Linked DNA regions of Mus musculus: region 1 is linked to region 2. The links are chromatin loops, found by intact Hi-C in ENCODE. Cell type or tissue: left cerebral cortex. All regions are shown on one strand. Each heading gives the region's core, and the rest is flanking DNA. Links, peaks and the distances in the headings are about the cores only. Region 1 overlaps Plcb1 (phospholipase C, beta 1). Region 2 overlaps Plcb1 (phospholipase C, beta 1).

The links. Hi-C counts contacts between places; a loop is a spot of excess contacts. Peaks named below come from ENCODE experiments on the same cell type or tissue, not always from the same donor. Only the 100,000 strongest peaks of a DNase experiment are listed, where the experiment ranks them.
Region 1: a loop joins it to region 2, with 9 times the contacts of the local background. A loop is called at or near these places in 2 of 42 quality-filtered maps.

The regions. Positions count from the first base shown.
Region 1 is chr2:134,839,234-134,855,913 of GRCm38, reverse strand. All of the region lies in intron 2 of Plcb1 (phospholipase C, beta 1), which reads right to left. Among named protein-coding and RNA genes, the nearest start is that of Plcb1, 61 kb to the right of the region's middle. In left cerebral cortex, for the core only: no CTCF peak of the experiment used is centred there; a DNase peak (open chromatin) is centred at 9,167; H3K27ac peaks cover 1,566 bases.
Region 2 is chr2:134,888,978-134,905,657 of GRCm38, reverse strand. All of the region lies in intron 2 of Plcb1 (phospholipase C, beta 1), which reads right to left. Among named protein-coding and RNA genes, the nearest start is that of Gm39941, 20 kb to the left of the region's middle. In left cerebral cortex, for the core only: no CTCF peak of the experiment used is centred there; DNase peaks (open chromatin) are centred at 9,211, 10,666, 11,412, 12,006 and 2 more places; H3K27ac peaks cover 4,759 bases.

The DNA.
Region 1 (16,680 bases), core at 5,310-13,309, 50 kb after region 2:
TCTTCTCAATTCCCTTTGTTCCCTTCGCTTAGTCTCCCATCTCATTTCAGAGTCAGACACTCTCTCATGACCCCCTTATTTACAACCATATAAACATGAAAAGTCAGAGTCCTACATGAAAGAAAATATCTAATTTTTGTCTTTCTGAGACTGGGTCACCTACCCAATATAACTCTTTACAAGTCCATTCATTTATCTGAAGTTTTCACAACTCATTTTTCTCATTTTACCACTGAGTAAAAATTGTTTGAATGTTATTTGGGAAATGTGTGTGTGTGTGTGTGTGTGTGTTTGTGTGTGTGTGTGTGTGTGTGTGTGTGTATGTATGTGTATCCATGCTAAAGAAGTATCTGCTTTATAATAATTAATAATAATAATCATAATCCCAGACTTTTCTAAGTGTTCTATTCGAGCAAGGTCTTCAGTGTTACTACAATTGAAAAACAATCATAGAAAACAGCTAAGTCTATCACTCAAAGTAAAATGTCTAACTATGCTTCAGTACCTAAGTCTAGAATTCCATGTGCTGGCATGAAGTCTGCTAGTATTGGAGGTCAAGCATCAATGGTTCAACAAAGGAAATCCACATGCTTCAGCAATGCCAATGCTGATAAGAGAAAGAAAACCCCCTACAGTGTGAACAGGATATTAATAGCTTAATGAAGATTGACCTAGAAAGCAGGTTTTTATTTTTATCAAGGATGGCATGATAGGTAATGAACTGCTTTGAATGGTATATTTTAGGAAAATTGATAACTCAAGAAGTTTAGGAATCTGTACTAATCCTAATTTAGTAAAGACTCAGTTTAGATTTCCTTAGGAAACTGAATGAATACAGCTTCCACTGTAAAACACAAAGCTAAGATTCAAATGATCTAAGAAATTCCAAACATTAAAAAAATATGTCACTCTATCCAATGTCACTCTATCATTGAGGTAATGTGAGAGATGGAACCCATAGTTATCAATCTTACACATTGTGAAGACATTTAGAGATTGAGCCACACCTGCTACAGTTTTTACTTGAACACGGATGGCCCTATAATAAGGTTCTACTTAGAATTATTTCATTTCTGTAACAGTAAGAAAGCGCTATATGTTCAGTAAAACAGTGTTTCAGACTTCATCCCTCCCTGGACCTCCAATCGTCTTTCTCAATTCTGGGGAGAGAAGAGGGCCCCCACTGCACAGTGTGCTGTGTTGCCAAGCCAAGCTGGCTTGCAGTATGGTGAGTTTATTTAACACATTGCCAACTTGTGAGGTTCTCAGTTTACAAAGGGATTATCAAGATGTCACCCAATTGCACGTCAAGGTGTATCCTCAATTTTTTTAATGATTAGGCATAAGGGGCCTGAAGAGTCAAATTCACAAATGTGGACAAGTTCATCACTGGCATTTCTCCTTCTGCTTAAGTCATCTAGAGCAGTGCTCAAAGACACTGACATTTCCCAAGAGAAGCAGCCAAGTGGAGAGTTTAAGGGAACATAGGTACAGCTCTCCTATTTGATTACTAGGAAAGGTGCTTCTTTGATAGCTAGCTGTGTTTCATTTCATGGGTGCCAGCCTCATCTTTACAGGGAAACACAATGCCTCTTGTCCCAACAGCATCATGCTAACGTCTGTCTAATGTAAAAATGAGATTGGACTGTTTCTGACAGTGAGGACAAGGCTTTGGTTTTGCCAATTAGATTATACCAAGAACATTTCCCATAAATTAAATGACTTAAAATTATAGCAGCAGGGTTTGGACAGACATCAACTTATGACAAAATCATATCATATCTGGTCGCAGTGAAGACCTCTAGGTGAGTCAGGGAAAGGAGACCTCGTCTTTCATTTTGTACATTTTTGGATTCTTTGGTTCTTTTTTTTTCCCAACAGAGAAGACAGCATTGAAATTGGACAGCCTCAAATGCATTCATCGAGCAAGATCCACTTTTGTAATTTAAGAACACAGAGAAAAAAATGTACGTGTAGTAGAATAAAATAACCTTTTAAAACAATGTAATATACCACAGTAAAATTATCATAAGATTACAGCCTCCTTTGCTGTTCCTTAATTGCACTGTACATGTGCCCATTGTTTGAAGACAATAGCTAACTCCTTGGAGAACAAATGCTACATTTGCCAAGAGAAGCTGTTTCCACTTTCACTTCTAATGGAAAAGTCACTTGGGTACTGAACTGAAAAATGTACACTAGTTTCTTCCCAACTGTTGACAATTCCCAAGGTTAAACACATTGGGTAACCTCAATTCTTACTTGAAAGGGGTGAGAGGTATCCTTTCTCTTTCCCTCCAAGTTTTAATCAGAGGAGCAGCCTGAGATCCTGGGGTCCCGGTAGCTGCCCCTTACAGCTCACAGCTATTCTTTAGTGTTATCTCTGACATGATTAATCATCCTCTCCACAGAAAACTGCCAGCAAAGCATTTTTTTAGAAACAAACGCATTAATATCATCTCGACTGTCTGGTCCAAAGCTCCCACTGTGAAGACCCAGACAAAAGCTGAGCAATGCTTTAGTATCCCTCACACAATTGCCCTCCATTCTCTACTGCATTTGCCTAACTAGCCTAGTGTTTGGGTTATGAACATTAAGTTCACTAGTAAAATGTATATTCTGTATCTCACATGTATAATCGTAAAGAGTTGAAACATCTCTATTAAATGATTTTTAATTGTCATCATACAGTAAGTGAAATATTAATTTGGTCTGGACTTAATAATTTGATTCCCAAATTTCTTATTCTCTATATGGAGGTGCAGATCAAAAAGTACACGTAAGTTCCTTGGGCTGAAAGCCTACTGTCACAGTCAGGAGCTAGCCATATGTCACCTATGATCCAGATGCAATGATATTAAACAGCTTACATTTTATTAGACTTCTGTTTGTTTAGTGGGATGATGCCTGTTAAACCCTTTAATTAACTTGGGAAAGTACTACATAAACAAAGAATTTCCTCTCTAAGGGCAACATCCTAGTGACGGAATGAAGGCATGTGTTCTCTGCATTATTGCTATAAGAAAAATGACTGTTCCCTCCCTGCTTGTCAATGCTTGCATCGACAACCTCCTTCTTACAAAGCTTTTTATGAGATCTAATCTAGTTTAGTTGTAAAGAAAATGAATAAAGAAATACTCCACTAGAAAAATAACACATCAAAGGAAACATTCTACCTGCTATCCAAGTATGCTAACACATACATATAATCCTAGCACTTGGGAGACTGAGGCAGGAGGTTTGAGATTATGAACATAGAGCCTGGGCTATACAAAACAACAACAACAAAACTGATAAACAAATTCTCTCGTTACATGCTTCCAGCTCCATGTTCCAAAAAGATGGATTTCTTTAGGTCTGTACCCTAAGAGTTCTAGAGTAGGATCTCATGACTCTGATAAAAAGAGCAGGTGGGAAAAGCAAAACAAAGAAATATCTAGTTGCTAATGATTCATTCCAAGTACTGTTGCTGCTTTGGGACTGACTTCCTTCTGTCACCATTAAAATACCCCCATGAGTCTGTAAGGAGAGACAAGACTCCATGTCCTGCTTGGAATCATTTCAGTTTAAAAGTTGTAACACAGGTGAAGAATGGTGACAGTCACTAGATTTTATATTAAAAAAAAGGAGAATTTGATATTATAATGAAATAAAATGTGTCACTGTGACATAAAGTATGTTTTTGGACCAAGAGTAAATATATAGTAAAGGGATGACTCACAGATTCTCTTAGACTTTCTCTATAGTTTTGTAAGTGCAGACCTGAAACTGGCATTGTGTCGCATAAGGGATGAAGCCTATCTTCTCAATGATGCTACAGAGAGGGACAGGGTTGACCGAACCACACACCTTTTGAAGTTAAAGAGGACAGGCCCACAAGAGAGAACTGTAGCATCTTTCACGACAGAGAATTTCAGCATCGCTCATGACAGAAGCTAGACAGACTGTTGCGACATACCCACTGTAATTATTAGTTAATGTAACACCAGTCTTCCATTTATAACCACAGTTTCAATATAATTAACATTTTCCATAAAAGAATCAATTTTGTCTTCTCTGTGTTTTTGAAGATGTTGCAAAAATATCATTATAGCAGCAGAAGGGAACTTAAAACCAACTCTAATGAAACAGCTGGCTTCATGTCTGAATATCCCTTCCAGTTCTATATAAACAAACAATTACACTTTGCATGTTTATGATCATGGTGGGTGTGCCTTCTTTTTATTTCCCATAATTTAATACATAAATATTTACATACTGCCTTACTGTCCAATTTTATGCCCGTGACACTGAAACATTTAATGCTGTCGAGACATAAAGACTTTCTTGTCTTTTTTTTTTCTTAAATCATCTATGTCCGTTTTCATCCTAAAACACAGACATCACTTATTTTCTAAATACAGCTCTTGAAACTTAGTTTCATTCTATCCAGAATTGTGATGATTTTTCCTTCATCTTGAGGACACTTCCTTCAGAGGCGTTGTGATAAAGATACTGCAACAGCTGCTGTTTAGCTGTCGATGTCTCGCCCTGCAGCTCTGATGCTCAGCACATTACTGGGGGTACCAGGCACAGTGGCACAGTGCAGATACCTTATCAAAATATGATTCATGTACTCTGACAACTGCAATTAAAGCAAGCTTCGTGGATGAGTGAACGATGAAGATTCCTCACCTAAGAAAATAAAACCAGCAGAAGCATGTGTGCACACAGATATAAGTCCTAGCTAGGAAAAAGAAGCCACACAGGTGTGTATCTCTTGGAGCAAAATCTCAAATTGTATTTGCAATGGAGTTTGTTGTAAAATGATTTTAACTTTTATTAACTTATTTAACATTATTTGTGGAAAATATTCAGGTGCAAAAAAGATTTCCTCTCTAACAAAAACTGTTAGTAGAGAACCCAGCCAGGCTCTGTCCTTACACAGATGCAATCTTTAATACACAGATTTTAACTTTCCTGTTTTACCATATGCCCAGAAATGAACAGAATAGGACAGAACAGAACTGCAAGTGTCAAGGTTATGTTGATCCACCCACCCCTGCCCCATGCAATCCTTTACAATTCTAATCCTCCCTTGCAGTTTAAATAACTCCCAGATTCCCTGCAAATATATGCCAATGATTTAGAGTGGGTCTCTGAAGGTGACATCTTCATAGCATAACCAAAATACCTAGATATCTCACTTTAAGTCCTCAATATGACTAAATGCCCAGTGTCTGATTGTGTTTATTAAATATCACAATTAACTTCTAAATACCCATCTGTGATAGGATCAGAGATGAGGAGGACACAACATATGCCCCAACACTGGGGAGTAACTGGGACCAATGGGATCCAGGAACCCAGGAACTCTGCCCGAGCAGTGGCACAAGTTCCCGTCTGGGCCTGTGCCCTGAGCAGACCTTGAGGTAAACTCCAAAGCCAGTCCCAAAACACCCAGAAGAAGCTCCATTCCCAGGTACTTTAACACATCCAGGATCATAGGATCAGAGCCAGTCCCACAACACCCAGAGGAAGCTCCACTTCCAAGGGCTCCAACATGCCTAGGATCCCTGGATCCCAGGAGCTTGGCCACACCAGGATCTCAGGGTCCCAGAGGCAGCTTGAAACCCAGGAGCTCTGACACATCCAAGATCTCAGGATCACAGGATTCCAGACTCACAGGATCACAGAGACATCTGGATTCTGAGGAGTTCTGATACAACTAGGAACACAGGAAGGACAGGCTCCAGTCAGATATACCAAGGGTAAGTAGCACTAGAGATAACCAAATGGCAGGAGGCAAGCACAAGATCATAAGCAAGAGAAACCAAGGTTATTTGGCATCATCAGAACCCAATCCTTCCACCATACCAAGTCCTGGATACAAGATCACACTGGAAAAGCAAGATTTGGATTTAAAGTAAAATCTCATGATGCCATAAAGAACATACATAACTCACTTAAAGAAATACAGGAGAACACAGATAAACAGCTAGAAGCCCTCAAAAAAGAAACACAAAAATCCCTTAAAGAATTATAGGAAAACACAATCAAACAGATGAAAGAAATTAACAAAACCATCCAAGATCTAAAAATGGAAATAGAAACAATAAAGAAATCACAAAGGGTGACAACCCTGGAGTTAGAAAACCTAGGTAAAAGATCACAGATGCAAGCATCACCAACAGAATTCAAGATATAGAAGAGAGAATCTCGGGTGCAGATGATACCATAAAAAACATTGACACAACAATCGAAGAAAATGAAAACTGCAAAAAGCTCCTAACCCAAAGCATCCAGGAAATCCAGGGCACAATGAGAAGATGAAAACTAAGGGTAATAGGTATAAAAGAGGGTGAAGATTCCCAACTAAAAGGGCAAATAAATATCTTCAACAAAATTATAGAAGAAAAGTTCCTTAATATCTTAAGAACTTGTCCTTAATATCTCTTAACGTCTATGGACTCAAAAAGACATAGACTAACACTGAATATGTGAATGGGACCCAGTATTTTGCTGTATACAGGAAACGCATCTCAGTGTCAAAGACAGACACTACCTCAGAGTAAAAGGTTGGAAAACAATTTTCGAAGCAAATGGTCCCAAGAAACAAGCTGGAGTAACCATTCTAATATTGAATAAAATCAGCTTTCAACCAAAAATTATCAAAAAAGATAAGGAAGAACACTTTATACTGGTCACATATGTTCCTGCACTGCCGAACTTTCTCTCCTGCATCACTGTTCCAACCTTACTGTCCCATGTCCTAGACTCTGGTTTCACTGCCTTTGCCCTCTAAGTGTTCTCAGGGAAAGCTCTATCACATTGCCAAGCTCAAGTGATTCACAGACTCAAGACTCAATGTACTTCCCATCTGCACTCAAACTGTCTGAGAGCTCAGATCCTACTGACTCCAGGTTCTCTGGACCCACAGCCTCAATAGATTTCTTTTGAAATACTATCTTTCAGAGTAGTCTACTTTCTCTTCCACTCCACAGAAGACTCTCAGTACTATGCTACTGGGGACTCTATCTCCAGTTGCATGGGTCTAGCACAAAGTAGATGCTCAGTGAACAATTACCCAAGAACGTATGTATAAATAAACAAATGGCTTAAAACATGAAATAGAAAAGGCATGTCTGTTCTGTGTCAAATGTGCTGACATTACTATATCACCGGGAGAGATCTGTTTCACTCCATTTGTGCTTTCAAAGCAAAAATAGAGTAGTCGGAATGGCTTGTAAAAACAAATCATACCTTTATTTCTCTCAGTTCTGAGGATGGTTACATATAAATCAAGTTACCTGGCAGATTCCATGCCAGTTGGAGACCACACTCTTCCTCCCAGAAGGCTATCTTTTACTGTTTATTGTGTGGCAAGGAGGATGCTGTGGATTCTTTCCTAAAGGTGCTAATTTCCTTTTCAAGGGCCCACCCAGAACACTCCTTGTCACCTTCTAAAGGCCCCAAGTCCACATGCCACAACAGTGGGGATCAGTTTCAAAGAATCTGGAGGATACAGCAACTTTCAGCAGAGGCAGACCTTCCCTCTCAGCAACACAATGACAAATTATTGCTTTATCTTTTAAGCCTCTTTTATTTTTTCTCCATTGGAATGCTTTCTTCTTTATTTTCTGAAAAGGTTTTCTACTAATAACATCTGGGAAAAGCCCGTCTTCATAATGTTGAATAATTATGCAATTTTTTCCAGTCGAGTATTATTTCTACTTAAATCAGAGAAAAGGTGCTAAATTGGATATGCAAATTGAGTTAGTATAAGGGGGCTGAAAGAAGTCATTGCAGGTTGCAAAGAATTTAGATGTTATGAAACATGCCTCAACTTTGTCTCCTTGTTGCTCCTGCATTGTTGCTCCCTGAGCAAGACTAGTCTAGTGAGATGTGGACAGTAAGACAGACACTGTCGTGGTCACAGATAGAATGGTAGAATGCCCTTTTGCTTCTAGTACTGAAAGTGCAAATCTTTCAGCAAGAGAAAATGAATTTATTTATTACTAAGTCTTTTGGCGTAGAATATTAACATTTATTTACTATAGTCTATTATAAACAAATTAATAGATATGCTAGCTGAAAATACATTATCCCTCTCCACCAGGACCACAGAATACCTCCTATCAATCTAAGACATAAACTCCATCACTGTTGCCATTTTTTCCCCAGTCCTTACCAGGCTTGCTTTTGCCTAAATTGTAAGTGTGGTAGTACTGTTGACATTTGCCCATTCTGAAATCCATGCAATTCTATGTCTTTAAATTTGTGAACACTTATTCTGACATATGTATATGGTTTCTGTCAAGTGCTAAGGGGTTAAATATTTAGCTGTTTACTTGTAAACATTTACCTATCAAAGAAAAATGGCAAGCTACACTAACGAGAATGTTTATAACTTTGGCACTTTGAATGCTGAAATAGCTCATGATTCTGCAGTAATACTTATCTCAGGCTTCAACTGCTTCAACCTAAAGATCTGAAGAAGTAATAGAAAAATCTAAGTCGCAGCAAAGTTCACAAAAGAGATAAGATCACAAAAGGACACAAAATTCAAATTAAGGGACAATACTAGACCAGAACCCAATATCTAATAAATGCTATGAATTACATCAAAGTAATTGTGCCACCTCAACAATAGAACTGTTTCCATTTCATGTCAGAGAAATCAGAAATCAGATATGTGGTAGCAACACAGTAGCACTAGAATTCATGTTTCCATCTTTCTGCTCTGTCCTCTTAGCCCAATGCATTCTCCTGGTCCATAGCATCTGCTGAGGCTCTGGACATCCATACTTGGGAAGAAGAAAGCAAAGCAAAAAGACTCTGTGGTTGATCAAATCTGTGGCAAAATATCAAGGGACACCAAATGCCACTTATGTGTCATTGGTCCAGGAGCTGCACAAGACTGCAAGGGAAGCTGGAGAATGTCATTTTCATGTCTAAAGAAAAATGCTCCCATTTAAATGAGAAATGAAGATAATGTATTTGGGGGTGGAAAAATAGCTGTCCTTGAGGTTCCTATGAGAACATAAGAGTCGTCTTTTCTACATTTTTCATCAACTTGTACATGAACACACTTTAAAAAGTATAAAGAAGGTTTATTTAGCCAGTGAAGATTTTTCACACCCACCCATCTCCATCTGCCAGTTTCCACCCACCACAAAACACTTTTATTCATTTTTATATCTCCTAGCTTCTTTAAGGCAAAAATGTGCAAAAGAAGATTATTCTTACCTCTTCCCCCTCCCCCAGGAGCTATTTCCACATCAGTACCCAGAGGCATCATTCTTCTGCGCTGCTACTTCCTGTGAATTTCCTTTTATAGCTGCATAGTACTCCATGGCTGTGGCCATCGGGGCTTATCTATCTAATTCGCGCCCCTGTCAAATTTTTCCCCACAGTCTCGTCTAACATATATGGATCAGAATACCAGTTATCTGTACTTTGAATGTTGTCTTTTAGCCACTAATTATATAAAAATAGCCTAAGTATTACATACAAAGGCAGAAATCCTGGGCTGGACTTGAACATCAAAAACCATGCACAGCAAATGTCTTAGCAATGCTGGAGATATACTGGATAGTCAGTAGAAAGTATTTTTCCATTAAGGTCAGCTGGTTCTATGTGGATATTAGACCATTTCCTGTAAACAAGCCCCATTTTCATAAGATCTTGCAACAAGCTCACAGTCTTTTACACATACCTTCACCATCTGACTCCCATTATATTGTTGAGCTGCCTTCTGCCCTGAACATATGCCCTTTCTCTTCTACAGTTTCTCTGAACATTCTCTCTGCCTCTTCTACATCTGAGTCATTTCTACCTATCCCTACCTGCTGAATCCTCATTCAGGTGCCTTTTGCTGTCATTCATGTGCCTTTTGCTCCGTGTAGCTGACAGAAGTGCACTACTCTACTATCTCCACAGGTAGATTAGGAGGGATGCACACCTAACCTCTGTCTCTGATCTAAGGAGACAGGCAATGCTGCATTTTTCCTCATGGAAGCCTTTATGTCAAAACACTTAGGAGCCCTGGATGACAGACAGCTCTTTTCGTAGCCCTCAATCTTCCCAGGAGGTGATGTTACTGGTCATGTGCCCTTAATGTTGTCTTTAGTCATTTCAACTCCCCCCATACAGCAGTGTACAGTTCCTTGTTTTGGTCTTATTAATTTTCTTTTAAGTTTGAAATTACATCAAAATAAAACATTACTCCCCAAAAGCCACAAATATATTCAGCTGGAAGCCCTGATGCATATACTCTTACCTCATTAATGTGTTTCATCCAAGGCCCTCCTACTATCTCCAGTCACATCTGTCAATTTGCTTTCCTTGCCAGAACACAACTACTACGACCTGGCTTAGTGTGCTAGGCACAGGGCACTGACAAATAACATTCTATCCAGCTTCCTCACTGGCCTGGGGCCACTCTCTTAGAAAAGGACATTAAATATTTGAAACCACCGAGTGACCTTCAGTGAACTGCACCTGTAATAAAAGCCAGTGCATTTAGAAAAATAGAGATCACCTCCAGGTCTTTAGTTACTTATTAAAGAGCTCCCAGTGCTGCTAAAGAGTTAATGCTCACCCTTAAATAGCCAGCTTTAAGCTGGTAAATAATCTGGGTGTTATGAATAAAACGCAATCAGAACCATTATGCACCTACAGGTTGCCTGTAGATGCCTCAGCCTCTAAACTCAGTAGCCAACCGACCTGAAGAACCAGGATTCAAAAAAAAAAAAAAAAACTGACTCCCCACCTCATTCTGCCATCATAAACACAAGATTACATGTGGGCATCAAGCTCACTAACCACAACGCATAACTTATCTCTGATGGCAAGGGGAAAGAATTTCAAGTTTCAAAACAGGAGTATTGGTATTTGGGAACAGTTAGGATTTTTCTCAAGTGTAGAACTGAACAGTTTCACATAATCAAGCAAAAATAACACTAATCTGTATACTTTTAACAGTGAGTGTAAAAAGAGATATCAAGAAAGTCCTTATCTGAGAATTTCATGAGGTTCATACACTGACCTGATTAATAATTAACAAGGCTTCCCGGAAAAGGCATGGGGATATGTACAACTAGTAAAAAAGGGGGGAGGGGTCTGCTGCTTCAAAAACACAGGGAAATGGAGTCACCTGCCATCTGATCTGAAGAACTCTGACTCTAGAAGTGTATACAGAATCTATAGGTCTTTGTTTCTGTGTCTTAATGTGTCTGTCGGTGAGAAAAGGGAACAAGCAGAGTGCTTGTTCACTACCAATTCGGGATACCCTAGCAACAAGCCAGCTGCTCTCAAGTCACAGCCTTGTGACCTAATAGAACATTAACAAATATTCTGTTAAAACTACCCTTCCTACTATTCTTCTCCTGGATACTTATGCAACTTGTTTTCTGAGCAAAGCATCCCCAAAGTGCTTGAGTTCCTCAGTGGCTCTGCATGTGACAAATAGCAAGGAAGAGGGAAGTTGTCGGCACTCAAGTTCTCCCAAGCTGAAAGAGATCTAGCTCTTAGATAAATCTTACTGGAAGTAATATAAGATGTGGGGGATGGAGAATCAATATATTGTCATAACCCTGCTTCTTAAGACTATATGGATGACAAATTATGGCAAACTTTACAATGTGATTGAAAAATCCATTCATCCACAAGGTCACTGGGCTTCCTATGAGAACATCAGACTGTGCCTGCCAGAACCTTTGTTGCAAAGTAGAAAGGGATTCATTTCCCTTGTGCAGCATCTCTGCTTCCAAAATGTCCGTTTTTTACATGTGCAAATGGAATATCTCCTAATAGGAATAAAATAAACATAGTACATATTTTAATAAAATGTATGAATTTCAGTACAGATTCACATAAACATGATGTTCACCCATACCTTTATAGTAAAATCATTACTAAAATACTAAACCAGCATGCCCCTCATTTCAAAGGACTTATTTCCCCTACAAGAGGAGATATAATTTACTCATTAAGCAAAAAATTAATAAAAAATTAATCAATCTGATCATTGTTGAATCTTAAACTACTTGGTTCAATAATCATTTCTTCTTTATGAAATTTTTTATCATGTTTCATTCCAATGTGCCTATAAGGCATAAGAAAACCACCACCATCATCAACCCAGCACACACTAGACAGTAGCCATATTTGTTTATAGTTTAGCTATTTACTTTAACTCTTTCTCTACCACTATACATACAGTAGGCACTGCTGGAGTCTGAAACTTGAATTATATATTCAAACTCTCATTCATAGTAGCTATGTGAAAGCCAGAAGTGGGAATACTGCCACCACCACACTCATTCTCTATTGCAGACACTGGTATTTATTTTAACAGGCATCAAAGCCAAGGACTATGGAGAAAAATCAATCATAAGAACTCTATGAAGTAAACGGTGTCTGGCCAGCCACTTCCATCACCAAAAGAGTGGACTGAGAACGTCTTGTGCCACTATAAAATATGTGATTAAAGAGAAAACTGTGAACCTAATTAGAATGGTCACTGATGAAATAGAAAGAGGGCAGAATTACAGATATACCCAAAGGATATGGTACCTGTTGAGGTATCCCGAGAGGAAGAAGACAATTCCAGAGGTTTAATATGGGGATGTCAAGGAAGATGACATGAGGAGCTAAGACGAAGATAAATTGTAGGATCAGGGCTGGGAGAAGAATGATATGCTCATGGTGAGGTACAGAGTCGGAAGCTCTATAAGGTTACAAAGCAAAGGGCTTCACAAGTAACAGGAAGATAAGGCTAGCATGGTAGATAAGAGATCAGAACTGCATACTAAAAGTGAGTGACTGCATATCACAGGGGTGGGTGAAGTCATGTGAGAACCAATACAAAGTGACAAGGTCCAGCATCCACTTTGCCATCCACTTCGCAAGGGAGCATTATTACAGGGCTATGCAGAGAACGAGTCTCACCAAAAGCTCAGGCTATTGAGGTCAGAATACCATCACATTCATGCTGAGGTCAAGACTTACAATGGTGCTCAGAGTCAGTGATAGATCCCAGCAGAAAAGTACATACTGGTCTCTGCCTAGGAGATAAGATACTCTGACAGCTGATTTCACTTAAAACAAAACAAAAGCTTCAGATTTCTCTAATCAACCTATCAGTTCTCCCTCAAAATTATATCTCAAATTGAGAGACCTCCCAGTCTCCTTCTGCCTATTTCATAATTATTTTCTTCATCACACAAGTATTTCCAATAATAAAATCTTTGCATATTTAATCCCATCAGAGCTTCCACTTCTCAGAGGCTTTGGACAATCAGAGGTACACAGAGAAACTGATGACATTCCCCACTGACTCTCAATCATCAGATCTTTTCAGCATTGTGATTGATAGCAAAATCACAGATAGGCAAAATGTGTATAACTCTGGCACAAAGAAAATGTTATACATGAAGTTTATATCACAGTCAATGTAAAACAAAGATATTAAATAGCTGACCTCTTTAAAGAAGAAGAAGAAGAAGAAGAAGAAGAAGAAGAAGAAGAAGAAGAAGAAGAAGAAGAAGAAGAAGAAGAAGAAATTCAAATAGCAAAAAGAATATGGCAAAGAGCTAAGAAAATGACACCAAACTCATGTGTAGTATATGTGACTAAAAGAACCATAAAATTTCTTATCATTTAGATATTTACTTCATTTACTCATTCAAGTAATCACCCATTTTCAGTAATTTGTGAATGAAGTAAACTTTTAAATCAAATCAATCAGGAGTCAAAAATATCTCTCTAGACATACTCCATAGTAGAAAGCTGGAGCTAAAGCAAGCAACAGGAAAATACTGTAAAGTTAAAAGGTACCTTAAAAATCAGGCCAACTTGTGGAGTAAGGATTCATGGTATGAGCTATTTTTTGTGCCCTCTTCACTAAATCTCCAGACAAAAAGTAGAAACAAGAAACATTACAACATTTTAAAGATTTTCAAGTGAGAATCATATACAGAATTATGATATTGTCCCTCATCCAGAAGTTTAACAAACAGAATATTCATAAATCCTTCAAAAGAACTAGATGACAAAATCCAGCAACTAAAAGTGAATCAAACATAAATAGTCATGAGTGGAAAGTGTAGAACTAAATATTTGGATGTTTTAGTTCTCCTTCCCTTGTGAGAAATGGTCACTGGTAAATGAATGGAAAGAGTTTAGAGGTGCAGTGGCCATGTTATCTTCCTTTACTGTTCCTCCACACACAAGGTAAATGCCCTGAGAGAGGTACTTGCTGTTTATGCAAACATGATTCTATTCTTATTCATTCCTCTTATTACCCAGTTTCTGGACAACACTATGCTAGTGACTGATAGACTGTACAGGTCTTTGTTCATCACTACAGAGAGAGATCTTATAGCCTCTTCATTCAGCTCTGAGCGATCTTCAAAATCTTTCCTTGTATGAACAGCTCACAACTTATTCAACTGGGCACCCACTGATGGGCACTTACATCATTTTTGAGATAGGATATTACAGCAGCTCTGAGACTCAGCTAATATATACATCATTTTGTACATATACAAACACATAGGATATAACAGCCCAACGAGAAGAGGCTGAGTAAACCTATACATATTTATAGCTCTGGTAGATATTACCAAATAATAATAGAGGGATCATTGCACTTTCCCCAAAATGTATGCATGATAAGGTCTGTTTATTCAGCCTTATCATTAGGAGACATGATCAAACTATTGAGTGGTTGATACTGATATGTTAGAAATGGAAGAACAGTGTAGTTACAATTTGTACTCAACTGTTAGCAATGGATTTGTGTTTCTTTTATTTTTTCATATCTAAGAGCTTTCTGCAGTTTCCACTTTAATTGGATTGCTGGAATTCTGACAATTAATTTTAATCCACTTCAAGAATTATTACAGGGAGCACCATGGCGTGGTAGACGCTTTACAAATATAAAACTATTAAAGCTAATACCTTTAGTGAAAGAGGGGCAGATGAGAGTAAGAAAGAACACTCTCCAATGCATTTTCTAGATCTTTCATAGCACAAATTAGATATGGACACAAGCTAAAGTTTGGTTACACAGTTACTGAAAAAAAAATCCAGTTTCTTCAGACTCATTCTCACTATCTCTATAGTCACAGTTCTCAAACTGCCAGTTGCATTTCGGGTCGAAGGACCCTTTCAGAAGGGTGGCCTATCAGATATCATGCATATAAGATACTTACATTATGTTTCATAATAGTAGTAAAATTACAGTTATGAAGTAACAATGAAATAATATTATGGTTGGGGAGTCGCACAACATGGTGAACTGTATTAAACGGTTGCATCATTAGAAAGGTTCAGAACCACTGTACTAGAGGGAGCTTTTGGAAATTACCAACTGTAAGAGTGCTACCTGGAATCCACCCACCAAGGTTAAAAGCAAATGATTTTATGCATACTCCAAAGTAAGTTAACTCTCACAGTGTTGGTCAGGTGACTTCGTGGCACACATTCTCGCCACTCTGACAGCATTCCTCCTTCCAGACTCTCTTCTCGCATGCTTAGAACAGAGGTGAGTTCTGAAATCATAATCTGTACAACTTCCAGTATGTGTTCCTGGGGAAAAATGTCTGAAGTGTATTTTAATCACTTGTACTTTCTTTATTAAAAATTTAGGATTCCCCATCATTGCTACAAAAGTAGCCATCATTTTTTTAATTATGTATTTTCCTCATTTACTTTTCCAATGCTATCCCAAAAGTCCCCCATACCCTCCCCCCCACTCCCCTACCCACCTACTCCCACTTCTTGGCCCTGGCGTTCCCCTGTACTGAAGCATATAAAGTTTGCACGACCAATGGGCCTCTCTTTCCACTGATGGGTGGCCATCTTCTGATACATATGCAGCTAGAAACACGAGCTCTGGGGGGTACCGGTTAGTTCATATTGTTGTTCCACCTATAGGGTTGCAGATCTCTTTAGCTCCTTGAGTACTTTCTCTAGCTCCTGCATTGGGGACCCTGTGATCCATCCAATAGCTGACTGTGAGCATCCACTTCTGTGTTTACTAGGCCGGAGTAGCCATCATTTTAAAGTAGAAACATTTGTGTTTCTAAATGATCTTTTTTTTTCCCTTTGGTTTTTTTGAGACAGGGTTTCTCTGTGTAACCCTGGCTGTCCTAGAACTTACTCTGTAGACTAGGCTGGCCTCGAACTCAGAAATCCACCTGCCTCTGCCTCCCAAGTGCTGGGATTAAAGTCATGTCACCACCGCCCTGCTTAAAGGAATGGAAGTTACAACCACACCAAGAGAACCATTGTTCTTTCAAAATAGCAACAGGTAAAAGTCATATCTCAAGTACACTAACAATAAAAAAAAATCAGTATTAGAAATCATAGCTGCTGACATGGTGATCCCGAATGCAAGTAAAACTTAGCCCAAGAAACTTCTGTTTCAGAACCATGCAGGTACCTGCATACTGACACATAAAGACACGGACCAGTGAGCAGTGATGACGCACAACCCATTACCTTTTTGCTTAAGTCCTTTTCCAGCTGGCAAGTTTTACTTCTGGAGCACACCTGGCTTACACTCGGATAAACCTAAAAAGACTTAACATTTATAAATGGCATTCTGGAACTCATAAACTGAAAGTAGCTCATTGCAAATTGTCTCTGCTTTAGATTTTTAAATCCTTCCTATTTGTTGAGAATTTCATT
Region 2 (16,680 bases), core at 4,815-12,814:
ATGCTATTTGAAATTCCATGACTCCCACATGAGCGTTTGAGCTTTCCTGTCCACTTGAAGTTGATAATCTAAACAAGGCAGGCATTCTGGGAAAGAACCCATCACCCAATGGGACAGAGGTAGCTACAGGAACCTGACCTTACAGGGTGATTCTTGCCTTATCTGTTTCCAGAAACAAATTGTTACCTAGAAATTTAAGGTATGATTTGAAAAAGAAAGTTAACCTAGCTTCTAGGAGGCCCCTCTGCAGGGATCATTTGTGCTTTAATCTACACTCTTACCAAACAGATTTTAAATTGAAAAAGAATTCAGTTTTCCTTTTTCTTTTTCTTTCTAATAATTAAACATTTCATACTCCTTGCTCTCAGCTAAAATGGAGAGTATCAAAGTGCAACTTAATAATGAATGAGGGATTCTGAGGACAAAGCAAACTTGATAGTGGTATTTATAATGCAATCATTTTGACATGTATGCAAAACAAACATTTGGATTTTCTGGGCTCTCTACATAAACTAAAGACATGACATCAAAATATACTACAGTAATCTAGTACAGACAATTTGATGATCTTCTGGTATGGTAATTTTAACTGAAAATTTAAATACAGTGGAAATTACAGGTTTATCATACTTGATAACAGCTTAAGGTTGAAAGAATTGTCCCTGCTATGCCCACTCTCCTATTACCAGCCTTGTGGAATAAGTTTATTTCTACTAAAAAAAAAAAAAAACATACTGTGAGTTATAATGCACACACATAAAACCCATCAAGACCATTACAGGGCCTGTCAGCCTCTCCAAGGCACTTTCTTATGCACTCATGGTGCTCGCCTGATCCTTACTAGAGAAAGGCATAAACCCACTGCTATAGTGGACATGGATTGCTGGACACTTGCTTGTCCAGGTGGCAGGATGGAGTGGTGGAACCTTTATGAAATATAAGGTAATTATATCACTGGAACCAGTACCCTCAGAGGAGACTAGCACATTTGTAGAGTGTGTTAATTCGCAATAGAAGATATCAAAGTAAGTTCACCCCACACAGTTGGCTGTTACTACATGTGGCTGCCTCCTTTTCCGTCTTTCTGCCATGTTTGACAAAAAGAGTATCTAGACTCATGCTATTAAGATTTTGCGGCTACCAGAATTGTAAACTAAATGAGCATCGTTTGTCTAAATCAGACTGTCTCAAGCGCTTTTATTACAGCAACAGAACATGAACTAACACACCCACCATTTGTGATAAGGCTTCTTTGCTTTCTTTTTTACTTATTACTTTAATCACTTTAGTTGCACTCCTTATATACCTGTTTGGCTTTTGTCTTGCTATATTTTATATAAATGAGGTCCCTACATTTAATGCTGTCCACTATTTTGCACATGACTTTCTTCAAGCAACATCATATTAGACAAATCTGTCATAAGTGTGTGCGGTGTAATTTCTGCTGTCACTGTGTAGCAACGCTTTGTGTAGACACACTACGGTTTTGTATGAAAAAAAATCACATAAAAATACCATTTTAAGATTTAAGGTATTAGACTCAGTGACATTGAGTATATTTACAATGCTGTGTAACCATGACAACTGTTTGTATAAAACACTATTTTGACATCCCAAGTAGCAATTCTGTAGTCACCCAACAACAGTCCCTGCTAACTGCAATTTTACACATTAGCTCCTTTTATGGACTTCGTGTATGTATAATCATACAATTTGGTCCATAAACCTAAGGACTTCAAATTTATCTATATACTAGAAATTATCAGAATTCTATTCTTGTACTAGTTTTTCATTGTTGTGGCAAATATATGAAACAATCTAGAAGAGCAAATACTCTGTTTGCTTCAGTTTCAGGTTGACTTGACCGATTGGCTTCCTCACTGCCACGAGGGTCAACTGAAGGCAGCACTTTGGGCTTGAAATGAGCCTGAATATTGTTATGCTGGGATGTGATGGAGAGGGTGTGTAACTCATGGCAATAAGGAGACTGACTAAGAGCAAGCCAAAAGGTCTGAGCATCAGACACACCCACTGTGAGCATGACCTCTTGACCTACTTTCTCCAACCAAGTCCCACTGCCTGGTTTTCATCACTTCCCCATAATTTCACCAAATAAAAAAGGGATCAGCTTGGCACTCCAGTGTGAAACTGAGCGCTCTCCAGAACCATTCAGCATTCAACAACTGAATCTACCAGCTCATGTCCAAGCCTCCAATACACGAGTCTGTTAGGGAGTGTCATGTTTAAACATAAAAATCCCTTTGTAAAGGAGCTGGAGAAGGTAACCAAGGAGCTAAAGGGGTCGGCAACCCTATAGGAGGATCAACAATATGAACTAACCAGTACCCCACAGAACTGTGTCTCTAGCTGCATATGTAGCAGAGGATGGTCTAGTCAGCCATCAATGTGAGGAGAGGCCCTTGGTGTTGAGAAGATCCTATGCCCCAGTACAGAGGGATGCCAGGGCCAGGAAGCTGGAGTGGGTGGGTTAGGGAACAGGGCGGGGGAGGGTATATGGGACTTTTGGAATAGCATTTGAAATGTAAATGAAGAAAATATCTAATAAAGTATTTAAAAAGTCCCTTTGTAAAGCCGAATAATATCACCATGCATGTGTCTATCATTTCTCTATGGATCCATCCGTGGATGAACACTTGTTTCTACTTTCAGTCTATTTTGAATTACCCTGCCAGGAAAATGGGATGCATGCATCTGTTAGAGGCCATGATTTCAACTATCTCCAGAGATTATCCCCACCCAAAGCCAAACTCCTAGAAATTCCAGCATCAATTTCTTGGCCATGCCCAACATAGGAGATTACCATCTCTTCACATTTTCACCAACCTGTCAGGGAAAGAAAATGAAACCCAACAGGCATTTGGGTGTGGTTTTGAATCACCACAATCCCCCATTCAATATAATGATTTGCTCTGTGCTCAAAAATGCTTTAGAATTCATTGTGTAGCCTATGCTAGTCTCAAATTACTGGCCAGCCTACATCACCCTCCTGAGTTGGGTGATTCCAAGCATGAGCTACCACATCCCCAGATCTGCAGAATTTAATGTGAGTTGGGGAGCATCATTTATGGGTTTAAAGACTATTTATATCCACATTTCTCTTGCGGATTATAGCTTTCTCCACGAAGAAAGTCTCACCTATATCAGCACATGCAATAACAGCAAATGTTGATATTCATGAATATCTGTGAATTTTTTGTAAAACTGCAAGTTCTGATTCGGTAGGCTTGAGTTGAGAGTCTGAGAGTTTGCATTTTTAATGGATTCTTAGGATCAGAGATACAGGTTGTGAGCGTAATGAGGGGTACACATGCTGAAAAACAGTGCGATGATATAAACTCAAAGCAAAGACCAAGCACGATAATGTTCTGTTTAGAGTAACCTACAGTGTGGAAGCCACACTTCAAATGCCCTCTCCCCTCTGTGTTGCTTGTCATCACACACACTTCATATGAAGTGACTCACAGTTAATTTCTGAGTTCAAAAGTGAAGTCAACTAACTCTATGAGGAGTGCAATGAAATGAACAGCGATTTGCAGAGTGTATGGTCAAGATTAGCACCAGTACTTATCCACCCAAATCCTCTACCCCACCAGCAGTGCATCCCGTAGACCCTTGTGGTTCACAGTTTCCTCACTGCCCTGAGCCTGGTTACTTAGCCTGAGCAGAGTCTGTCAGGCTCTCTTGGCCTTACGCAGATCACTAAGCAGCAAAACCACAGCCCTTTGTATGCAAACTTTTCTTGGAAAGCATTAATAATGCAAAAAGAACATTTATTGAAAGCAAATTCACACATGGAACTTTCACTGGATGACATAACAGCAGCAAGAAGAGAAAATATTCATCAGAGGCTCATCATACCCTTCCATGCATTTGCTCATGTCACTTCCACAGCTACACTGAGACAGATGTGTCATACAACACCCCCTACCAGCAGCAAGGTGTACAACAGGGCGATCAGATTGGATGTTGTGCTTCACTGTTCTTACCTGTGAATACTGCTTATCCATAGAGTAAAAAAAATCACCTAGATCAATGGGAGGCATTTGGACATGCAGTAGGACACTGCCCGCTTCTTGTCCTACCTGCTTTTGGAGTGGTGAACATCCTCACATGCCATGGACAGTCTACTTCAGTTATTATTCTCTTGTTAGGTTTTGCTTTTGAAACATCAAAGACACTGTGGCTTGTTTCTGTTTATTTGTTTTTGCTTTGCTTTGCTTTGTTTGACTTCACTTTGCTTAAACGGTCTACATAACACATCTTTTCTGAATGTTCTCTGCCCTGCCCCCCCCCCCCCATCTCTCTCTGGATTTATAAAAAATAATCAAGAAAAAATAAGTCAAGAGAAAAAAGATTTCCCCAATAAATAGAAAGTTGGTAAGTTGTGAATATTCCTCATTATTCAGCTCATCAATGGGGGGTGAAGAAGGAAGGAGAGCTCGCTCAATACTGACAGGAACTGAAAGCTTAAAAGAGAAAAATTAAAGAAGCAAAATGAAAATACTGAAGCCAGTTGGACTTCATCTAAAGACCCTCCTGAGAAGCTGGGTGCTCCTCTCCACACTGTCTCTGCAGGCAGAACAAACGCCTTCAAAAGGAGCAGAAGCAACCTGTTGACCTCCGCTCAAAACACTGCGAGGATCTCAAGTTAAAAAACATAAAGGGAGATTTAAATAGTGCCTTGCAGAATACATTTACAAAAGAGAAAAGTCATTATAACAAAGACAGAACAAAAACAGAGTTTAACCCTGTGGAATAGCTCAGATAGCTAAGAAAGTAACAGAGTTTTCTGGATCAAGAGGAGCTGGGAATCACTGACTCTACCCATTACACACACACACACACACACACACACACACACACACGGACACACGGACACACACGGACACACATGGACACGGACACACACAGACATACACACAGACACATGGACACACGCATGTACACATGCACGCATGCACACTCACACACAAACATACACATGCACGGACATACACACAAGCATGTACATATACACATGCACAGTACACATACATCAGGCACACACATACACAAACATGCACATGCACGCCAGCACTCACACACAAGCAGGAGCATGAGTGTGCACACATACACGCAGTTATGTAAATCTGAGGAATGCTATACAACAAAATGTTAAAAGCAAAACAAGACCTTCTCCAAATAATTGTTCAGCATTGGTTGCCTCTTCAGCCTCCCCACTGAAGAGAAAAAAAAAAAAAATGAAGCCTTAGCACCCAGCTCTCAGACCACAGGCTGCGAATGGAAACATTCTGGTCTCAAACAAAGGAAGGAAGCCAAGAGTCACCAATATTTTATTGGAAAAGGCAGAATGTTTGAAAAGCACCATCCGAGCAAGATGAAAGGGGGGCAAAGCAACTATGGAAGGCATCCTAGTTTAGAGGAAAATAAGGAAGATTTTTTTTTACACATCCAAGCAAATAATTCATCACAAGGAAAGAACAATTCCTTCTTAAAGTTCTGCATGACCCTGTGCTAGAAGGCTAAGAAGCAATGGCTATAAAAGTGATCCAAGAATAGCATACCTAACCAGACGACCCACCACGGAAGACCATCCAGGATAACACAAGGGTGCACTGGCTACATCCTCACTGTTAGAGACTTTGAGGGCAGAACTGAGGCAAGGTAGAGAAGAATCAAGACAAAGGATTTAGGGCTGCAAGGCCATGGTGAGCTTAGGTGGAGAGTACAAATTACATTTAGATATGGTGCTGGTAAAAAATGAAGAGCAGAGACATTGTTCCAGGACAAGATGGAGCCATTAATCATAAACAGGGTAAAATAAATAAATAAATAAATAAATAAATAAATAAATAAATAAATACATACATACATACATACATACATACATACATACATACATACATACATACATACATCAGTAAATACATCAGTAAATAAATAATAAAAATAAAAAGACACCCAATACCAAGACATGGAGTCAGACGAAGTAGAAAAGACTGATTAGTCCTATGTACCTTAGGGAAGAAATCAATAATAAAACTAGAATTTTAAGACTACAGAAAGAACAATCTTAGTTTTGTGAAGCTATTCGTACTTGTTTTATATATGAATCTATAGGTGGGCCAAGATACAATAATGGGACAATGTGAATGAAGATGACTTACTTCTGATGGTAAAGGTGATTCTTTAGTTCATATTTATAATTTTTTATTCATTATTTGATCTCTCTGTGTATGTGCACATGTGTGCATGTATGTGTGTATGTGTCTATAAACCTACATTTTAAAATGCCATACATCCAAAGACAAAGACTGATATTCAGGGCATTTGCATCACTGTCGCAGATAACATCATGTGTGCTGCTAGTGTAACAGCATCATGAATCAGTACAGAGGAGAGAAAGCAAAGGCAGGATGGTAACGGCCAGCTTTGTTATGTGACCAGTGGTTATAGGAAGTGCAATAGAGCAGACTCATCCTGGCAAATACCCTTGGGCTATTTCTATTCCTTTTCTTCATCATGGAACTGGGTGATTTTTTTTTTAACTTTCCATTTCCCACACTCGCACTCCTGGCTGTGATGATCTCTGCGTTTTGCCTCCCCTTTGATCACTTTCATCAGTGTTAATGATGGCATACACTTCACGACCTTGGGATCACTGACTGCTGTTTCCTCTAACAAACTGTTCTTGTCTGAGTGTTACAGATCAAACAGCATCTCTGTCCAAGTCTTACACAAAATTGATGAGTTCGGAACCCAGATATATCTTGGGCCATAGCCCACACACAACATTTGTATTGTCTCATTTTTTGGAACAATTTATTTTCTCACCTTCTTTTTCAAACAGGAATTCATGCAACCTTTGAAATCCACCAGGAATCAACTTCTTAAATGCAAATTGTCACTGCTCTTAAAACATAATGTTCTAAAAGAGCTTTGACAAAACCTCACACTGCCAGGAGCTCAGCAGAGCCAAGCCTTTCCATCAGCCAGTGGAGCTGGGTCTCCTGCCTAGGGAAGCTCCTGGGGCGGATGCTTTGCCACAGTAAAATAGGACTCGCAGTGATCGAGAACCTACCTAGATGGCCCAGGACCTGGCCACTGATTCCAACATAACCATTTACTTGGTGAAGTACGGTTACCAATCAAAATTCATCATTAGAAAGGACTTTTTATAAATTCATTCTGGCCAAGTTTCTCTTCAAACTCAGCAGATTTATAAGTAAGCCACTGCTATTCATATCAGTCAAATAAAGGCTGCCATAAAATAGAAATTAATACTGTGAAATGACTAAATTATCCCCAAAGTCTTTAAGTATGAATTCAATTATTATCCAACTTCTTTTGTTAAATGTTCATTTTTCTAGAAATTACGTCACGCTACATCTAGAGGGGACATTCCCCCCTGATTGCTGGCAACCTCTGGAGTCCATTTCCACCTAGGTCACTGACTGGAGACTGGAATTAGTCTGTATCATAGGAGTTGTTCCTCGATCATTGTCACCTATGTGCTTTGCCACGTTTTCTTTCATCTAGCTGGACTGTATCATGAATGTAAACCTCCATAAGGAATAGGGACATGGACCCCACTGTTCCTCACCAGCTGTCAGGCACTCCAACAGCACAAATGCAAAGATGACAAAGTATGGACCACACACTGTCTGATGCTTCAAAGGTGACATTTAATTTAACAAGCTCTTTAAATTAATCTCCTTCAGCAAAACTTGTCACACAAACTCTGAGGCAGTACAAAGATCCTATGTACTTTCTATATGGTAGACTTGGGAAGAGGATATTTGCCTCGATAGCTCAACAATCTAACATGGCTAAAATTATAGGGAATAAACAAGAAAGTTGGCTGGGAGTTTGATTTTCCCAGTGGTGTGTACTCAAGTAGAGTTAGTAATACACACCTTTTCAACAAGAATTACGACTGTTTAAGATTTGATACTAAAGAAGTAAAAAAAAAAATCACCCAGTTTCATGATGAAGAAAAAAGAATAGAAATAGCTCCAGGGTGCTTGCCCCATGATGACTCTGCTTTATTGCACATCCCATAACCACTGGTCACATAACAAAGCTGGCCGTTACCATCCTGCCTTTGCTTTCTCTCCTCTGTACTGATTCATGATGCTGTTACACTAGCAGCACACATGATGTTATCTGTGACAGTGACAGCACCTATGGCAACCCAAGCTCCTATGCAGACATCTCAGGACACAAACCAATGAACTCTCTTGTCTACCCCAAAGACTACTGCGAAGGATGTTACGGACAGTGCTAAAGAAGTTCGCTAGGACGGCAGCACCACACACTTCACATTGTTCTGCCTTCTTATTCCTTAGAAATCTCCCCCTCCTCCCCACTTCTTCCATCTTCCTCCAAAGCTGTGTAGGTGGAATGTGCTACTTGATAAATGCAGTCTAGTTATATAATGTGGCTGCTTCTTTATAAGATGTTAGAACCAGGGTTACCTTATTTTGTCTCTGTTATGTAATTGGGTTGTACAAGCCTTTAAATCCCTACACCTACATAAATATTAATCTTGCGTCTTGCTTGTTTGATTCCAGGCCCCTATGTCTTGTACTTTTTACTTTTATGGGTAAGTTTAACTTACCTTATCTCTTTGCTGTGTCAAGCAAACATTTCACAGTCAAACTATCTTATTTTCAAGCCACACATGTACCAGACCTCTCAGATGAGCTACTAGAAATTTCTCTACTTAAAGCAAAAGACACTCATAAAGAAATTATAGTATGAGGAATGAAGACTAACACTCTTAAGAGATATAAATTGTTTTTCATAAATACATTTGATCCTAAGTTTTCATTCATTTTGGAATGTCAATCCTTAATACATTCAGTAATAAAAAAAATGAAAAAATGAAAAGTGGATTATACTGGACAGGTTTCTGAATTGAACCTCATGAAGGCAGAAATGGCAGAGGAGCCTTAGGTGACAGCATCGTCATGTCAATAAAGCAACTGGATGCGACCAGCCACAAGCAAGCTGAAAAAGCCAGAACAAAATTCGCCCCATCTAGTTCCTTCCCACACCTCCAGCAGGCTCACTGGGAGAGTCTAGAGAATCCTGCCTACCACTTGCCATAAACCTTCTCATAAAGAAAAGTTTTAAAACAGAAAACAAAACACAGTAGCAGGGCAGGGAACACAAGGCCCTGGCTTAAGAATGTTTAGCATTCCCAGCCTGTACCATGAACAACAATACGTTCTTCTGAGTGAGTAGCATGGGGGTTGGCAAAGGCGGTGGCTAATTTCTTCCATATTTGCGTAGGTTTGTTTGCTCTCTCAGTAAAAGGGTACAAGATGGGATTGAGGCCAGTTATGTAACAGCAGCTCTCTAATTCTTTAATGTCTCTCTATGACTCAGACAGTTGATAAAAACTTAGATCAATTATTTCATATACTATTGACAGAAATAAGAATCTTAAACAGATCTCACTTTCAAAAAGGGAAGGATCAGAAGTTACATTTGGTTTTGCTCTGTTTTATTAACTCCCACTTCATGGTCCTGGGACTAAACCTAAGACCTGAGCATGTGTTGATCTACAACCACAGACCTTACAACAAACTATTCATTTTGAGACATACTGCAAGACATGGGTTTGGTTTGTTATGCTATGATGAAATACCATGACCAAAGCAACTTGGGGAAGGAAAGGGTTTATTTCACTCATCATTCCACAGAACAGCTCATCATCAAAAGCAATGAGGGTAGAAACTCAAGAAGGGCAGGAACCTGGAGGCAGCAGCTTACACAGAAGCCACTGAGGGGTGCTGGTGGCTGACTTGCTCCTCATAGCTTGCTGAGCCTGCTTTCTCATAGAACCCAGGACAATCAGCTCATGGATGGTACTGCTCACAATGGGATGGGCGGCCTCCACCATCAATCACTAAGAAAATGCTTATATCTGGATCTTATGGAAACATTTTCTCAATTGATGATAATTTGAAATAAAACTAGCCAGCATAGCTGCCCAAATGTAAACTCAAGATCCTCCTGCTTCCGCTTACCTAGTTCTGGGAGTTCCTGGTGGTCCAATACACCTAGCCGAAAGTGAGATTTTTAACCATAAACATCAGCATCAGTAGACACTAGAAAGTCAATACCAGGCAACAGAGACATGCAGTTACAGATGATTGTGAGCCTTGATGCATGCTAAGAATTCATCTCCAGTTTTCTCAAAGAGCAACAAGTGCTCTTAAGTGGTGAGCCATCTCTCCAGTTCCAAGTATTTGACTTTCACTAAACAAAATTGTTCATTTTGGGGGACATTATTGGGTAATCATTCAGCCGAAGTGTTTAAAACAAGAACAACAACTAAACATTATTTTCAGTTAAGCCCTGAACCAACCAAAACTATGGGTGAACAGTGTTTTGAACTAAGATGTATTGTCTCCAGCTTTAATCAATAACTTGCCCATTGGAAAAGACAAAAAAAAAATAATGTTAAAACTCACCAGAATTGCACTAAAATAGTTTGCATCGTAGAAAAAAAATGTTTAAGATGCTGTTTGCTGCTTGAAGCTGACTTGTTTTGAAAGCTGATTTTGCCATATGCATGAGCTGTCAATCCAGTGAGGAAATCAGAGTACTCCGCATCCCTGCATCTCACTGTGTTGATGTGGGAGAAGCCAACATTCTGTCTTCACCCCCTAGCCCTGACGGAGATGCGGAATGTATGTTTTCATTTTTTGCTCAATAATAAAAAACAGTAAGCAACAAAACAAGCTTTGGAGGAAAAGTTAAGAAAGAAGAGCAGTTTGTGAAAAGGCAATGGAGGAGACAATGAGGTGAATGAAAAGAGACTGTTCTACAACTCATGGCTCCCTGTCAGACATCAGGCTTTCTTTCTCATTTCTACAAGTTCTGGATTATGAAAGGTTCAATGGACAAGTGCAACACATATTAAGACAATCCTCCCGAAAAGTATTTGGCATGCATTACAGCATCAAAGTTGACTTCAATATTACATATCTCTTGCAATTGTCATTGTTATTTCTACCTTTCCCATGACTCAATTTGAATGATCCACAGGAACAGTTAACTGGCAGGATCAGGCAAAGTGAGAGGTCTTTTCTAAAAAGAAGTTGATAACCCTTCTTCAAAGAATAATCAAAGGCATATGTTTGCATACTTTTGAAATTAGATGCATATGTATGCACACACACACACACACACACACACACACACACACACACACATGCGCGTGCACACACCCTGACCATCATTTCATTTTGTATGTCTCATGTCTTATATAAATTTTGCCCAGTATTTCTCAGTGGGGAAAATACATAGACTAAAATAAAACAAGCCAGCACCATAAAGTATTTTAAGCTGAGTTGCTGCAAACCACGGGGGCTAAGACAGGAGACTGAAGGGACATGATTAACCCCAGTGACTGCTGGAAAAAGGGGGAGGAAAGACACCAGTGATACAGAGAACTGAGTAGAGCCAGACAGTGGTCTCAGATGAAGTCTACCCTGATCCCACTCTTCCAGGAACTTCATGATACCCTGGAAACTGTCCGATAAACTCTACATATCCAGACCTATACATTTCTCAAAAACTACCTTACAGTATAACCACTCCTATTATCTCTACTCTGTAAGTATAAAAAGATCATTATGTGATAGAGAGGTAACACAATACAGAGCTTACATTCACACTCAGACATACTGCCCTCGCATCAGCTTCCCCAACTTCTTCACAACGTTACCCCAATAAGTGCAATAAGATAAGATATTCACAGGTCAAGGAAGTATCCCATTATCCATATAGAAAGCATCACTCTGTGAACAGATACCAAGAGCTTTGATTCTCTGATATCCTCTACTTTGCTTTTTAGTTTGTTCGGTATGAGGCAAATGGCTATATATAAAACCCACTCTACAATTCGGTTATTTCTAAAGTTGTTGGATGAAACTATTCTCAGCAGAATATGCTCATTTTATTAGCAAAATTGAAATGTGTGCATTTCTGGCCCAAGTTTTGAGCTAAATATAGCAATTATATCCCACTGATGTAGGAGGCACTGAGTGACATCGTCCTTAGAACTAGGACTTTTCGAGGCATCTGTGGAAAGAGAATAGACACAAAGGAGTGTTGTTAAATTGAAGGTTCAACAATCCAAAACTTGGCTTGACTGACCAGTGTCTTCACACAGTTTTGGGGAAATGTGTGCTCATCTAAATAAAGCGTCAGAATCTCCTCAGAAAACACAATTCTTCCATCAGCAAAACCACACTCTTCAAACTACTTAGTACAACCATAGTGAGAAGCAGTACTGCCCTCCTTAAGGAAACTTATAAAGGCATAGGTTTGATTACTTCCGACATTAACTTCTTTTAAATATGGATTTATCAAGAATCAAGAAAGAGGGTAGGTGTGGACATTTGTCTACAGAGTTCATTGGCATTTCTCCAGTGAAAGAGAGAAAAGAAAGAAAGAAAGAAAGAAAGAAAGAAAGAAAGAAAGAAAGAAAGAAAGAAAGAAAGAAAGAAAGAAAGAAAGGAAGGAAGGAAAGACAGGAAGGAAAGGAGGGGGGAGAGAGGGAGGGAGGAAGGAAAGAAGGGTAGGTAAGGAGACCTGTAGAACTTAGCCTTGGAGTTCACAGTCTGTACCCCAACAAGCCATTTGACCACCCATTCCTAAGAAGCCAATTCAAACAGTGAAATTAATAATATAATTAAAAAAACAAAAAAGTAGATTTATTCAATGTGGCCACATTTGGGAGAGACAAAGAGACTCGGTGACCTCTTCAGTCCATCTTCAGATTTCTAAAATGACATTAAACTAAATACTAGGTACATGCCAAGAGTCCTTATTAAGACGTGGTCCTGCCCACCACTGATCCTTGTTTGGGCTTCAGTCTCATTCTGTGAAATGTTCAGACATGTTATGAATCTTTTTTGCTTTTGCTTTTGCTTATGCTTTTGTTTTTGTTTTTGTTTTGTGTTTTCAGAAAAAAAGTTCCCCATCTGACTGGAGCCTCCTCCCGTCACAAGATTTCTGTGACGGGAGATACTCTTGGGTCCGTTATTTCCATAATCTGATAGTCAGACTGAGCGGCATATTGTCTCTTTAGAAGCTTTATTTCTACCCGGCCAGTTACAGAAGCACTAAAGAAAACCCAATTTAGGCCAACAACAGACAAAATTGACAATGAATACACAGGGAAAGAGTATTACTTTCTTTAAGGTGATTTGTTTCCCAGCAATAGATAACTGATATAGTCTCTATGAAAGAGAATATGTACAAGAATAATTCAAATAATATTGTAAAATTTGTATCAAGCTTTAAAGAATAAAGGTTTATAAAATATATCTCATAGAAAACCTAATATTTTAAACAATAATAATCTGTTAGTTAACATAAATGATGATATGTGAATTAAAATTTTCACACTTGTTATGCACTTATATATACATTTCTAAAACAACATACAAAGCTGAAATAGATATTTGTTTAGGAGAAGAATATGAATGGCTGAACCTTAAGTCTTATTTGGAATCAGGAATGATAAGCCTATGATATGTTAATGTTTTATTAATAAAATATTCCTAAATGTTTTAGATTTAATTATTTTAATTTCACATGCATGTATGTTTTGCTTATATCTGTGTAGTTGGAGCATTTGTCTGCCTGGAGCCTTCGCAGATCAGAGGGCACCAGATCCTCTGAAGCTGGGATTTACAGATGGCTGTGACCCATATAGTGTGTACTGCAGTTGTACTGAACTGGCATCCTCTGCAAGAACAAATGATGCTCTTAACCACTGAGCCATCTCTCCAACCCTTTGCATAAAAATTTAAATTCAATCTAGTAACTATCAAGTCTGCATACAGCAACAAAAAAAATCATATACTTAAATTCAGATAAAAAAGTCATTTTACTAGATTTACTTATTTTTCCATAAATCAAAATTAGAATATTTGATGTTTCCATATAACACACACACACACACACACACACACACACACACACACACACACGTAAGCCTAGAAATCGTCTCAAAAAATAGTCTCCCTTTCTGTTTTTGGTAGCTATTAGTACAGTCTTTTAAATTTTATTCAGCTATCCTCTTTAAAAAAAAAAAAAGAATTCTGGTCTCCAGGAAACAAGGCTATTTCACAACCTGCTCATGGGTGAAGACCTCTAGTTTGAAAAATGTTGGCATTAGTTTTCATCTGCTATGAATCAGAGTCATTAGAAAGGCTTTGATGATAAGCACTTGCCTAAGGCCTGAGCTGTTCTCTGCTCGCTGCTGAGACATTTTCACCACTGTGAGTGGCCACAGGTAGGTTATATTTCTCCTTTCCCAATAATAATGGCAGCAATTAACAACTGTCTAGTGTTTTTCAGATTACAAGTACTTTTCAAATATATTACCTCAAACCTTCACTGAGTTAATTGGCCAGGGCAATATAATATTGCACAGTTAAGTTCAATTCTAGGTGATTTGGTAATTTTATTATTGAAGTTAAAATGAACCTCCAGGCACTGAGATGCATCACACCACACCACTTTCCCATGGCCGTGGAATTGAGTTAGTTTTGGATACAGGACATGATGGAGCTCCTGGGGGAAGGAGCACCTCATCCAAGCCCAAAGCCTTCTCCTGGGCAAATAGCATAACTCAGCCATATTAGATTGAGTGTTTCAAAGTCTTATAATGTAAGAACCTTGAACTATGGTAAAAGAAGATAGAAAGGCAATGAGGAGCAGTCAGAAAATGACGGCATAAACTTGGGCCTGCCAAGCATCCTGCAGGAAAGCAGCCTGACCTGCCACCAAGCCATGACGAAGCCATCAGTGTTGCTAGTGCTTGCTGTTGTTGTAGTTTTAACTGTTTTAAATGACATCTAATGCTTGAAGGACATATATTAACACTCAATCGCAAATCCTAATTGGGAAATATTTTATTTAAACATTTATTTAAGGAGAAATAGTAGGTCAGATATAATTTTAACTTACATATAGTTTTTCCTAGGTGGCTTTCTTAGGAAAGCTTTCAGTATAATTTACAGAGGCTTTTAAAAGGTCACTTTTAAATGAAAAAAGTAATTTCAGATATCTTCTTATACATCCTCCCCCAACTAGAGTAATTTTGTGGTTTGAGTTAAAAAAAATGCCAGTTTTTATATCACATGAAGACTCAAATTGTTGAATCCCAAATAAAAGGAATAAATGTTCTGAAATGTTCTAGAAAAAGTCGTAGACAGCCATCAAAGTTACAGTGGTAGTAGATACAGTATGCCTAGCAAGGTGAAGATTCTAAAGAACAAAAAATTCTCTTAAATCATCTCAGAGCTGCACACTATTTCACAGCAAACACACTCTTCATGTAATAAGCTATTAATATACTGATATCAATATTAATATGGAGTGTGCAGAGACACAACTGGCTGGCAACGCAAACACTTGCACTTTCCTTTCTGAAAGTAAATTCCTTATTCATTTAGGACATGGTTTGAATTTTGACTTATTTAAACTGGGGATTTTTAGCTTAAGGGCAAATTCAGGACACTCAGGGGTAATTACATTCAGGCTTATATGGGTATAAGAGTAGTTCAGTAGTTCAAAAAAATCTAGAAATAGATATAACCATATAAAAGCACTGAAATTTGTCATTTATGGGGAAATGTAAGGAGGAAAAGCAAACATTCTAATGAACAGGGATTGATCACTTAGATGTTCACTAGAAACGGAGAACAAACTCTGATCACCAATTGCGACCCATTAATTTCTGGTTGAAGGATACATTGGGAAAAATCACACTTAAAAATTGCAGCCTACTAGGTGGAGTGAGTCCAGAATTCCTGTTGCATAAAGGAAGTGCCATACAATGCAAACAGGATAGTGTGAACAAGAATATTCTAGAATGGTTAGGTCCAAAGGATAAGAACACTCATAGCATTCACTGTAGGAGATTATATAACCACCCTGCATACTAATTTCACCATGGAAATACTTTATCCTATCAAACTGATACTAATAAGTTATGCCTATGATCATGCATAAAGTTGTTGCTTTCATAAACATCTCTTCTCAGAGATCCCTATGACAGGAGTAAATGGAAGAATGGGAGAGTTAACCAAATGAAAGAACAGTTGGCCTTGGTGTGCTAATGAGAGAAGGAAAATCAGAGGGACAGCGAGAATGGTGTGATGGCACTGCTTACACGTGAAACTGCTATTTAGCAAATGAACTTGACCTTGATTCTAACATTTTATTGGATCAGTAGATACAGTTAGCCATTTTGTCTACCAACAGTATATAGATCATTGAAATGATGTATCAAGATCTTGTATTGGTAGCTATTTTGGCTATGACGCTGATTCTACCCCCACTAGAATCACAGGTTTGTCACAGGAGAAACCAACAGCTTCCCATCATTTGAAAGTCATAGGTAGAAGCACATTACAGAATTGAAAAGTCATGCTTTCACGGAACACTAAAACCAGCACGCAAGGTTTCCACAGGTGGCCATGTTTGCTGAGGCAATAGAATTTGGAGATTCCCAAGAACTTCCTATAAGTTTCTTTAAATTTTTAGCCTTTAAAAAAATTTTAAGTTTATAGTCCAAACATTTTTCTCTTCTCTTTCCCTTTGCCAAACTCCACGTAAATAAGC